2 separate regions of the Homo sapiens genome follow, and region 1 is linked to region 2. Evidence: chromatin loops called from intact Hi-C (ENCODE). Cell type or tissue: mammary epithelial cell. All regions are shown on one strand.

Evidence for each region. Peaks named below come from ENCODE experiments on the same cell type or tissue, not always from the same donor. Only the 100,000 strongest peaks of a DNase experiment are listed, where the experiment ranks them.
Region 1: it touches region 2 in a loop (2.1-fold over the local background); 2 of 110 quality-filtered maps call a loop at or near these places.

What each region holds. Positions count from the first base shown.
Region 1 is chr12:98,371,644-98,374,143 of GRCh38, reverse strand. No RefSeq gene overlaps it. Among named protein-coding and RNA genes, the nearest start is that of TRD-GTC1-1, 130 kb to the left of the region's middle. In mammary epithelial cell, CTCF peaks have their summits at 75 and 983 (motif pointing right); no DNase peak of the experiment used is centred here.
Region 2 is chr12:98,294,043-98,296,542 of GRCh38, reverse strand. LOC105369932 (a long non-coding RNA gene) reads right to left here and starts at 1,502. Exons shown (of 3, transcript XR_002957448.1): 1 at 1,431-1,502. In mammary epithelial cell, no CTCF peak of the experiment used is centred here; no DNase peak of the experiment used is centred here.

The DNA of each region.
Region 1 (2,500 bases), 78 kb before region 2:
TTTATTGGCCACAGCAAGCCACAGGGCCACATCTAACTTCATGGAGGTACAGAAAGTGCAGTGCTCATTTGTGCCCAGAAGGAGGAGAACCAGAAACATTGGTGGACAGCACCATTGAAGACACATTCCTTTCCTATTCTTTTTAGAAAAGTCTGGTATTTCTAGATTAGCACTTCTTCAAAAAGCATCCATTAACTGCAGTCTACATGTTTTACAACTCAGTTGCTGTGATCGGAACTAAACAAATTTAGGAGATGAACAGGATCAAATTTCCAGGAGTCATTCTAAATAGTAAGTATGTGACTTCTTTTGACAGAGTCTCGCTCTGTCGCTCAGGCTGGAGTGCAGTGGCGCGATCTTGGTTCACTGCAACCTCTGCCTCCTGGGTTCTAAGCAATTCTCCTGCTTCAGCCTCTGGAGTAGCTGGGATTACAGGCACGTTCCACCATGGCCGGCTGATTTTTGTATTTTTAGTAGAGACAGGGTTTCACCAAGTTGCCCAGACTGGTCTCAAACTCCTGACCTCAGGTGATCCACTCGCTTCGGCCTCCCAAAGTGCTGAGATTATAGGTGTGAGCCACTGTGCCCGGCCGTGACATTTCTTTTCTTCAGACCACCAAAGTTCTGTTTGGGTCCCTGAACTGTTCTGGTGAGATTAGTTTCAGCCATCCAACTCATTCTCAGGTGTTTAGATTTCTGGTTAGATTTCTGAATCCAGACAGTGACCATATCCTCCCTTGCCTGTTTTTGTTTTTTGTTTTTCCTTATAAGTCACAGACATCTTGCACTCTCTCATCCTTCACTAGGATAGGACTGAGCCTGGGTCTTGCAGACCACATTGGGGATGGGCAAACTCTTTCTGTATTCCCAGGGGAGACAGCAGTTCCCACCCATGTGCCTCTGGAGCCTTCCCTTGTCTTTTAGCATCCATTTCGTTATCTCCAGGTTTGCATATTAGGAAAGGAGATTTCACTTCATCCAGAAGAGGGCACTATGCACCAAGTCTAGAATATTCAGTTCCTTCCAGTGGAGGCACAAATTATGGGATTAATGAAACCCATATTCAAACCCTGAAACTATAGCACCTATCATAAAACACAAACCAAAATACCACATTAAGAATGTACTCTACAAAAAGAGGAAAACAATGCAATTTCTTAGCAACTTGTACATTTCAGAAGGTACAAACTGCTTTGTTAAATCAACCAAACAATTTTAGGGGGTGCTCCTCTTCCTTTCTTACTGACTTAGGCTCTTTGAACCAAAGCCTGCCCTACAGTTGGCCACTTACACGATGTCCTTAGAGCCTTGGGGGCCAAGGCTGCAGGTTTGGTCCTGTTGAAAACAGAATAACTTGCTTCTTTCAGGCATCTTCTTCCATTAGGGAGTGAATAACATGTCAGAGAAACTTCATGCCAAATGCAGGCGAAAAATGAAATACAATAATTCCCTATGTGCTAAAATGGAAGATGCCAGTGTTTTATAATATGGAGAAAGTTTGAATGGGGAACTTAGTGATTATACACTTTTTGTCCCATTCTCTCGGTCCATTTGTACTTAAGCATCATCTCTCTGTGGTGTGTTCTTAAGAGAATCACCCAGACCCTCCCCCAACCTTTTTTTTTTTTTTTTTTTGCTGCAACTTCCTACTTAGCTGCTAAGCGTTCTCCTTGAATCTTGACTATGACTATCACGTTACTGAGCCCTCCCTGCTTCAGTTTTCTTGTGTGTAAAACAGGCATAATTATAGTGCTTATCTCTGAAGATGTCATGAGATTTTTATTATCATGCATTCTTTTGTTGTCTCTTCTCAAAAGTTTGCAGACTGTTTTAACCTCTACTATACTTTTTTTTTTTTTTTTTTTTTACAATGCTGCCATGTAACTGTCTCTGGAGTAAATTTATTCTCAGGCATATTATTTATCAATCAAACATAAGATATTAAATATTTAAAGGCAACTCTCTGATGGTATCCTTCTCTTGGGGTGAGGTATATACAGACTTTTCCCAATTAGTCTTTTTATTATCACACAGAGCACTCAATATATGCTTCATGGCCTATGAAACCTCTCCAGTGGATTTTCCCTGAAATGCTATCCCTTGGAATTTTATCCCCTTTCTCTGGTTAAGTTCCTGGATTAAGTCAGGTAAAAAAAGATATTAGTAAGATTACATTAACAGCAGATGACATTAATTTGCTACTTTCCATGTTCTAGGCACTATGCTAAGGACTTTATGTATATTGGTTTATTTAATCCTCATCAAACTCTTATGCAGTATCTCAATTTTACAGATGAGGAAACTGAGGGTGAAAGAAGTCTAGCAACTTGGCACAAATCACACAACTAGAAAGTGGCAGGAGAAGCTGGTCCTGCTCATGGTACATTGACTTCCGCCCTACACTAGATTTTCCTAAAATGTGTTTCCCTGAGGAGAAAATCAATATGCAAAAACAGAACTCTGTCCCACAATCTGCAGCAACCAGCCTTGGAAACTAATC
Region 2 (2,500 bases):
CAGGGGAACTCATTTCATCCCATAGTGTGTTCACCAAAGCCACCTCGGCTTAGTTGTCTGTCTGAATCAGCATATCCTGATGAAGGGCTATTTGACCTTCTTTTCAAAATGTCTCAGTGGGAATGACAGAGAGATGTGAGGACTTGCAGCCTTTGGGAATTGTCCACTTGGCCAGCTGAGGCTCTGGGCTACACTCTGTCCACAGAGGCCCCTGTCATTTTTTGCAACTGCTCTTCCAGGTCCGGATCTTGTTCATTCCTTCTCAGGGAGGGAGAACCTCATGTTCATCACCTCTGCAATGCTTTGCACTTGCATTCTACAACATTTTCATCTGACACCACAGATTCTGTGGCTGTCGTTCTCTCAAGACTGTGTGGCCAGAATAGATTATATCTGACAAGTTGAAAGCCCCATAGAGCCATCTCCATGAAGGAGGAAAAAAAGTCAGACCAAAAATCGAAGGCTTACCTTTCTCTGTGTGGGTGTGGGGTCTATTTTGCTTAGAGAACAAAAGGAAAGCATTGAACTTGGAAGAGAGGAAAAATGTGGGAGTGTGTGTGCATGAATGTGTTTTTCATTGCTTTGTCTCAAGTGACTATGCACTTGGTCATTTGAACAAGTTGTTGACTTGCATACTTTCCCATTCCTCAAGTAGTATTAGAAAATAACTAGCAACCACAGGAATCCTATAATGTGTTTTTGAAGCCAGATCTTCTTAGTACATGGGCTACTGCATGCGAGTAAGTCAGACACTTTGTGAAACTTTGTAACTCTTTCAGGCAACAGAGGGACCATTTAGTAAATTAGTCCTTGAAATGGTACTCACAGAAGTTGTTAGCTAGGGTGAAATTACCAAAATCGTTCCCTGGTGACCTGAAAGAATCAGTGAGTTCTTAAAGTATTCTTAGAGAGTTTTCTACATGCAAAACATATATGACTCCCCTAATATGAATTCTATACCATGTATTGTGTAGGGGTAAGAGGCAGGCAAGCTTCTGGGTCACACAAGGGGCTTTTGATTGTGGAGCATTGCTGTAGCAGTGATGATTCTAATGATGAAGTTCTGAGAGGTATTTCTTTCTACAGAGCTCAATGAGGATTTTTTTTTTTAATTTTTAAATTTTTTTAGACTGAGTCTTGGTCTGTCATCCAGGCTGGAGTGCAGTGGCACAATCTCTGCTCACTGCAACCTCCACCTCCTGGGTTCAAATGATTCTCATGCCTCAGCCTCCCGAGTAGCTGGGATTACAGGCATGTGCCACCAGGCCCAACTAATTTTTGTATTTTTAGTAGAGATGGGTTTCATCATGTTGGCCAGGCTGGTCTCAAACTCCTGACCTCAAGTGATCCACCCGCCTTAGCCTCCCAAAGTGCTGGGATTATGGGCGTGAGCCACCGCACCCAGCCTAGTGAGGAACAATTGAGATTACCTGTGCAGTTAGCCAAATAGAGTCATGGTCAGCGAAAGCTGAACTGGAGTACTAGCAGTGTAGACACCAAATCTTCTTTTCCTAAAAAAGAAGATTTCTTTAATAGAAAATAATTTCTCTAAATCACCACTTGGAGAATTAATAGAAAGATTTTAATTTCCAGGTTTGTGCAAAAGTAACTAGAAAATCATTAGTGAGCTACGACAATAGCTCATAATTTTTTGATTCCTCTATTGCAGAAATTAAGTATTTATCTGGAGAAGATACTGAGAGATACCTACTCAATATTGACTATCACCTTTTTTCTTATATAGAATGTTGATTTTATTGGAGAAGTAGTTTGCTTACCTAAAATATACTAGATTTCCCAGGATTCCTAGAAGATGAGAGGTGCATAAGACTAAATCCTAGCCAATGAGATGCAAACATAAGTTGTTGGGTGTGTCTTCTGGTAATGCTCCTTAAAAATAGGCAATGACTCAGCTGGCATGCTCCTTTTGTTCCTTGTGTTTTCCCTTCTTCCTACTAGGAATGAGAAAATGCCGTTTGGAGTTCTAGTAGCCACTTTATATGTATGAGGCAGCCTTGAGGAAAGGAGTCACAACTCAAAGATGTCAGAGAAGAGGGATGGAAAGTCTACAATGAGGTTGCAGAGCCCCTGTACCACATCTAGTGTGTTTAAGCCCTGTTTTCAGGTCTCTGCTCCTCACAATTGAGCACATTTTCTAACTGATACAATATGCAAGGCTGGAATCCCACATGTTTTACTCTTAAATAGAAGTTATTCTGTTCACACAACAGGAACATCAGTAGGGAATAAGATTCTAAAATCCAGCCAGCCTATCCATATGGATGGGCACCATATGGCCTTTCTTTGCTGCCAAGGCCAGTCTAACAGACACAGGGAAGAATGTCAAGTGCAAAGTCAATAATGACATTCTAGAATACATGAAATGGAGACAACCTGAATAACCTTGAGATACTATAGAGGTATTGATTCTGAAGTGTTTAAAAGAAAAATACCTTATAGTGTGTACTGACCATATTTTATGAAGTCCATAAAGCAACTC